2 separate regions of the Mus musculus genome follow, and region 1 is linked to region 2. A link is a contact called in ENCODE Hi-C or POLR2A ChIA-PET data. All regions are on one chromosome and are shown on one strand. The core of a region is the stretch at or near the end of the contact, and the rest is flanking DNA. Distances in the headings are between cores, read along the strand shown.

Region 1 (3,826 bases), core at 594-3,093, 43 kb after region 2:
TTGAGTGAACTTATGAACAAACGGCGGCGTCAATCTTCCCGCCCTCATTACTGGTAGCCAGTGCCCGCCCGGCCTGTCACCCTCAGGCTAAAACCCCCGCAGGTGGCGCAACGGACAACCTAAGCCTCCTCGCTAGACCAACAAGGACTGCATTTCCCAGAAGACTCTGCGCGGGCCCACGACTCCCTGTGAGCTTCTCTTTCTCCAGGCTCTGGTTCTTCAGTCAGGGGGTCCGCTTTGCGTGCTCACTCCCCGGTCACTGCAATCCCATTCCCTGTACCTTTCTGAACTTCCATTCCACGATGATCCTGCCTCAGTTTCTCCAGTGAGCCCCCCGCGAGGCTTCCCCTCCTCCCCGTGCCCCCAGTGAGCCGTGCTGCGCGCGCAGCTCTGGTCCAGCCTCATTGAGGGGACGAGTCGCAGGTATTCCTGGACCATGGAGACATCCTCGCCGAGGGCGGCAGTCCGCGCTTCCGGGTGTGTCTGCAGTTCTGTGTGCCGCCGCGTAGGGTGGGACCCCGAGACTGCAGCCTGGCACGTGATGTGTGTGTGTGTGTGTGTCTTGTCTGATGTGTCGGTGTCCCTGACGGCCAGGTTCCAGCCTTACCTCTGCCTATCCCCTGTTCTGTGCATGGGGCAGGTGACTGCCCCTCTCTGTGCCTCAGTTTCCTTACCTATACATTGGGCATGAAAAAAGAACCTGTCTTGGGGGCTGTTGTAATGATTGGAAGGTAATACTGTAAATCTTGGGAAACGCCTGGCGCAGAGTAAATCCTGCCAAGAATAAATACATGAAATAAACTACGCTTATGCATCTTTTGTGCCCATGTGTGTTGATGTCTGTGGTGTGAGACTGCAGTGGATAAGGAGTCCTCATAATCACGTCTAAAGAGTGTGTCCATTCATGCTGTCTATTTAGGTAGGTGGTGTGCCTTTGTGTGTAATACGTGTGCACAGGGCATGTTTGTACCCGTTCTATATTTGTGTTTTTGCATAAGCTATGTAGCTCTGCATGTATGAACCGTGTGTTCCCGTGTGCATGTATGTGATATGCATTTGTCCCTGAAGGTGAGCAATGTGCAAACCCCGTGCCTGCATACATGCATGTGTTGTTTCTGTATGCTCCATATGTGACTGACAAGCCTGTGTCTGTGTGCATGCAACTGGCTTTACGTGTTTGAGTTAGTGATTTCTGTGTGTTCTTTGTTGCCTGTGTGGAATATCAGTTTATGACAGCATGCCTCCTCATGTCCCAAAGGGTCTGAATGGATCTTTGTGATACCTCCCTATGTTTGGAGCTCTGTGTTGTATGTGTGCGTGTGCGTGTGTGTTCATGTGATGCTGGGTATTCCTGTGTGGCTGGGTGAATCTGTACCAACCAGAGTCTGGACTGCCTATGCATTCTCAGTGTGGTCTGTCCCTGTGTCTTTGTGTGTGACGTGTCCTTGTCTCCGTTTGCTGATGGCTGTCCACCTTTGTATGAGAGGCGCTTGTGAAGGTTCCTGTGACATGTCTCAGCTGTGTGTGGGCTGCGTGGGCTTGCTATCTGCATCTTAGCATGTAGCACACGTGTGGGCACCAGTGTTGTGTCACAGTGGTGTCAGGGCCACGCACTGTGGACCCTGCCCCCCTCCAAGGGTCTGTTGGTCTCTGTCTGTCCCTCCTCCCCCTCCCTATTCTCCCCTCCCGCCTGGCAGCCAATGCAACCGGGAACCAGTTGCCATGACAACGCTCCCTCCTTCCTCCTCCCACCCTTCCTCTGACAGGCTCTCTGCTCCCCCAATCCCGATTGTCCTCGGGGGCGGGGCCCTCGTTCTCTCCCCCCCCCATCTTCCCCTCCCCCCTACCCCAGCAACCCCGGCTCCCCAGCTCCTCTCCTCCGTCCGCCTCTCCATCCCTTCATCCGTCTGTCCTTTCGAGGAGGGGGAGGGGGGTATCAGAACCAGTAAGCAACCCCTCCCTCCCCCTGTCCTGCATCTCCCGCCCCTCTCCTGGGCTGAGGGAGGCCAGGGTTGAGCGGGTCCCCATGGCTGGGGGCTGAGGGCCCGCCCCCCCTCCTCCCCAGCCGCCGATTCCTCCACCTCCCTTCCATCCTGGACAAGATGCCTGCACCCGGCGCACTCATCCTCCTGGCGGCCGTCTCCGCCTCCGGCTGCCTGGCGTCCCCAGCGCACCCGGGTGAGTATGTCCAGCCGTCCGCGGCCCGCGCCCCACCCCCACCGGGTCCGCCCGGCACCTGTGCGCAGTCCCTGGGGACCAACGGGTCTGCAGGGCCAGGGAGACCAGCCAGGGCGGGTGGGGAGTGGGCTGCGGGCCGAGTGCGTGCTTGTGAGCGTGCATGTGAGCTCATGTGCACGCGAGTGCACACGGGTGCGCGGGGAGATGGAAGGCCGCGGCCTTTGGGAAAGAGAGAGACCCTATTTCTAAGGGGAACACAGCTGAGGCTTTGCAGAGACCCCTCCCTCAGGTCTGAGGCTGAGGCTAGAGAACAAGTCTGTGTTCCCTGTGTCTTTAAAAGAAACAGTTCTCAGTCACCCTTCAGGCGTGGGGTGGGCAGTGCGTTCAGCTCGGGGCAAATATCTGCCAACAGCCTGCTATTGGGGGAATGATGGTCATGAAGCTGTCTATGGTAGCATATTGTAAATTCTCAGAGCTCCAGGCCTCACTATTGCTGGTCACTGGAATGTATCCGGGTTACGGGATGCGTTTGGGGTGGGGGGTGGGTCCCAGTTTGAAACGATAGGAGGGACCCCACCCCCAACCACCTGGGAAGACCTTAAACTACAACTCCCACAATACGTTAGACCACCTGGCTCCCCTGCCAAGGAGCCCCTGGATTCGGAGCATCATGGGGGTTGTAGTCCAAGACTAGCCTAGGATGGGAGGGGCATGAGTCCGGTAGCCAGTGTCTTGAAGCCCAGACCCCAGCCTAGCCTTATGCCCACAGATGGATTCGCTCTGAGCCGGGCCCCTTTGGCTCCGCCCTACGCTGTGGTCCTCATTTCCTGTTCGGGTCTGCTGGCCTTCATCTTTCTCCTCCTTACCTGTCTGTGTTGCAAACGGGGTGATGTTCGTTTCAAGGTGAGGTGCCCTAGGACTAACCTGGGAGAAAGACCCCAGGCAGCAAAGAGACTGGAGGTCCCAGAGCACTCCCAAGACCTACGGCTTTGGGATGCGCACACTAGCGGAAATTGGGCTGGGATTTGAGGGACAGGTCTGTGGACTGAAGGGAGGCAATTAGGGCAGGATGGCGGCATCTCAGCACCCTCCTCCCGATGCTCCCATTCTTCACCTCTCGTACCCCAGGAGTTTGAGAACCCGGAAGGGGAGGACTGCTCTGGGGAGTACACCCCCCCTGCGGAGGAGACCTCCTCCTCACAGTCGCTGCCTGATGTCTATATTCTGCCGCTGGCAGAGGTCTCACTGCCAATGCCTGCCCCGCAGCCTCCACACTCAGGTACTGCTCCTTCCACCCCAGAATCCTGCGATCCCAACACTGAGGGCTTCCTTTCGTGGCTCAGGGAGGGGAGAGGGCAGAATGCAGAGCCCTAGATTCGTGGAAGTAACTTACAGGGAAGCCACACACACCATCTTGTAGAAAATCCCAGATCGAGAGAATCCTGCAGGATGGCCCTGGTGCCATCAGCCTAGATCTTAACCTGGGAGCCAGCCTATAAGCGGACTGGAGCTAGGGTTGCCAAAGGGAAGGGCTGATTGGGCTCTGGATCTCATGGGCAGCCAATGAGGAGGCTGGACCCTGCCATGGAATGTTGGAGACAGCCAATAAAAGGAGACTGTTGTCTACTCTGACCTCAGACCCCTCCCA
Region 2 (3,495 bases), core at 298-2,797:
CTGGGATTACAGATGTGCACCATGTAGCCAGCCCTCCTAGTTCGCCTCAGCTGCCAGCACAGCCCAGAATTACCCAGATCTCAGCTGAGCTGGGGGGTTGACTCCATTGGTCTGAGGACATGTTTGTGATAGATTGTCTTCTTTTATCATTGTTTATTTGTTTAAATATGTTTTTTGTTTATTTACTATTTGTCTCCCCATGTAGCCCTGGCTGGCCTCGAACTCACCTGCCCCTGCCCTCTTAGTGCTGAGATTAAAGACATATGCTGCCCGGGGGCACACTCTTGATAGCTAATTGATAGAGAAGGTCCTAGCCCACTCAGGGCAGTGCCCCTCCTGGGCAGGGGCCTGGGGTTTATAGAGTTAGCTGAGCAAGCTCTAAGGAGCCAGGCAGTCACAGCAGGATCCTGTGTGATTTCTGCTTCTGTTCCTGATTGCGTTGCTTCTCTGTGATAAGGCTGGGGCCTGGAAGTGTAAGCCACACAGGGCCTGTCTTCCTTCGGTTGCTTTTGGTCAGGTGGTCTATTACAGCGACAAAGAGAGAAGCAGAATGCGCAGTGGCTTTCCTTCTCTGTGAAGACTGTGGAGTAGTCTGCATGCGAATTCACACGAAATGAGGAACCTCCTCCACAGACACGCGCGGTTCCGAGAACAAGCAACAGCCAGGGCAGACAGAGCGCTCAGAGAGAGCCAGATTAACCTTCCAGTGGATAAGCAGAGGTTTACCCAGTGACACTGTGCCCAGCAGCACACACCTGCCATTCCAGAACCCGAGACACTGAGACAGCAGGACCAGCTGAGGTTCAAGGCCAGCCTGGGCTACATGAAAACCTTTCTCAACAAAAATGAACAAATTACCCAGCAAACCATGCGCGGCTGGTGGCACTCAGTGCTGTGAAGGCTTGGGAGACAGGGAAGGATTGGGGACACTGTGGCAGCCCTAGAGGGGAGGGGACATTAGCTAGGCCTTCAGAGTCTCCCTGGAGCAGGGACTTAGTGCGCAGTGCAAAGGAAGGTACTGTTAGCAGAGGACAAGCTGCCGGGTTCTGCAAAGCAGGCTCCTCCCCTTCCTCCTCCCTTCTCTCCTCCCTTCCTCCCCAGCCCAGACTAGCACTACCGGTACCTGATTTGGGGTAGGTGACAATGAAGATGTCGTCGTCCCGCACGTTGCTAGTGTTCTCAGCCAGACTGAGGCTCTCCGGTGAGTACATGCCGACAGGAAAAGGGATACCTTTGTATCTGAAGTATTCACCTCCAAAATTCCAGCTGAAAGAGGGGAAGGGCACGTGTAAAGAAGACCAAGGAGGTGGGCAAGAGTCGCAGGGCCCTCCATTCACACGCCAGTGAGGAGTGTCCTTTCTCTGAGCCCCGTGTGTCCACCTGAGGAGTAGATCCACTTCAACTCCACCACAGCAGTCCCGTGATGTCATACTGTCGCCCCCACACTATGGGTGTAGAAAGCTGAGCGTGGAGGGTGGGAGTGACTCGCCCAAAGCTACGCTTCTGGTAGGAGGAAGGGTACTTCATGTCTGCAAAGTGGAGCTAAGTGTTCTCCTTATGTCTATTCCACATCCCAACCCTGGAGGGCGACACCACGTCATCAGGCCATTTTCCGAACGAGGAACCCAAGCCAAAGGTGGCAGGTGCCCCCGCCAACGCTGCACGCTGCAGAGCCCATGTGAGAACCCACGATGACTCACCGAGAAGCTAAAACGATCTAGCTGTTTGTCCCAAAGCCATGACGCATTTACGCAGCCACGAAACCGAGTTTCCAAAGAGAAGACTGAACCTAGACCTTTCAGAATGGTGCAAGAAGTGGTCCACTACGGAGCCCCGCCCCATCCCCCCCCCCCCCGCACTGTGAGCCCCGCCCACAGCCCTCTATTAATTTGTTGGAGACAGAGTCTCACTAAGCTGTTCTGGCTGGTCTTGAACTTTTGATTCTTGTGTGTCAGCCTCCTAAGTAGCTAGGATGACAGATTTGGGCCACCAGGCTCATGTGGGACACATATTTTATCTACTGATTTTTTTGTACTGATGGAGCTTGAGCCTTGATGCTGACACATTAGGCTATCACTCGACCACCACGCTACAACCCTTGGTTTCATGTTTTGAGGGAAAAGGAAACCACAGCATATTGCTTTGTTTTGAAGAAACGCACCCACTAAAAGTTCCTAAGAACAGCCTGGCTTCTGGATGCCGCATCTGCTTCGTTCCTCTGACTGGTGGGACCTCTGTGAGTGAGACCAGTGGATCACATCACGCTGGTCATTCCCAAAGGCTGAGACAGGAGGACAGAGAACTAAAGGCCAACTCCAAAAGTACAGGGAGATTTGGACTCAAAAAGGAAAAGACACTGGGGTGTGGTGGCGCACACTTTAAGTCCCAGGCAGAGTCAGGGAGATCGCTGAGTTTAAGGCCAGCCTGGTCTACAGAGTGAGTTCCAGGACAGCCAGGGCTACACAGAGAAACCCTATCTCGGAAAAAAAAAAAAAAAAAGACAGGGTTTCTCTGTGTAGCCCTGGCTGTCCTGGAACTCACTCTGTAGACCAGGCTGGCCTCGAACTCAGAAATCTGCTTGCCTCTGCTTCCCGAGTGCTGGGATTAAAGGCGTGCGCCACCACGCCCGGCTGAGAAACCCTGTCTTGAAAAACGAAAAAAAAAAAAAAGAAGAAAGAAAGAAAGAAAGAAGAAAGTTTGTAGTGGTAGAGCCCCTACCTAGAATCCCCATTCCAGCTTACACTTCTACATTGCTGTTCATCACTAAAGGAAGTCAGGACTGGAACTCAAGCAGGTCAGGGAGCAGGAGCTGATGCAGAGGCCATGGAGGGATATTACTTACTGGCTTGCTTCCCCTGGCTTGCTTAGCTTGCTTTCTTATAGAATCCAAGACTACCAGCCCAGAGATGGCACCACCCACAGCCCCCCCCCCCTTGATCACTAATTGAGAAAATGTCTTACCGTTGGATCTCATGATCTCATGGAGGCATTTCCTCAACTGAAGCTCCTTTTTCTGTGATAACTCCAGCCTGTGTCAAGTTGACACAAAACCAGCCTGTACACCCAATGAGGGGCAGGCGACGTGGCTCAGTGGTAGAGCCTCTGCCTAGAACTCCCCAGTGAGGGATGGGCATGGCTGTATGGTGTGTCACTAGGCCCTAGAACAGCAGTAATGACAATGCTGACAACGAGAGTTTGGTTTTGAGGTAAAACTCAGACACATGGAGGAGAAGGCATTTAGGAACGCTCACTGTGGGATGCTCTCTGTGCCTTGGGTTTTCTGGTGTATAGATGGATATAATGCCTGCTACCTTGTAGCATTTTGTAAAGCACTCGGGGCTCTGTCTAACCTGGAGAAAGCATTGTATCAAAGTTGGTTAAATTTCCACAGAGAAGAAAGGCAGGAGGCTGGCTGTAAGTGGTCAGCATCCATCCTGGTTTGAAGCTCACATCCCATAAATCTGAGATTTCTAAGGAATAACCATTTTGTCCAGC

What was found. Hi-C counts contacts between places; a loop is a spot of excess contacts on that map. ChIA-PET counts read pairs that join two places held with the same protein, here RNA polymerase II (POLR2A).
Region 1: a loop to region 2 is called in a map of left cerebral cortex, with 6 times the contacts of the local background. The contact joins the promoter of Lmtk3 here to the promoter of Sult2b1 in region 2. A Hi-C loop is called at or near these places in 8 of 37 maps with a recorded cell type or tissue (CH12F3, gastrocnemius and left cerebral cortex). POLR2A ChIA-PET finds 5 or more read pairs at or near these places in 4 of 5 experiments (Patski and embryonic stem cell).

Annotation. Positions count from the first base shown.
Region 1 is chr7:45,783,504-45,787,329 of GRCm38, forward strand. Lmtk3 (lemur tyrosine kinase 3) reads left to right here and starts at 1,844. Exons shown (of 15, transcript NM_001290990.2): 1 at 1,844-2,178; 2 at 2,948-3,081; 3 at 3,307-3,457. The coding sequence starts at 2,103. Gm5897 (predicted gene 5897) reads right to left here and starts at 964. Exons shown (of 2, transcript NR_153811.1): 1 at 1-964.
Region 2 is chr7:45,740,931-45,744,425 of GRCm38, forward strand. Sult2b1 (sulfotransferase family, cytosolic, 2B, member 1) reads right to left here and starts at 1,548. Exons shown (of 6, transcript NM_001360784.1): 1 at 1,124-1,548. The coding sequence starts at 1,430. Gm31597 (a long non-coding RNA gene) reads left to right here and starts at 1,032. Exons shown (of 3, transcript XR_391433.4): 1 at 1,032-1,201.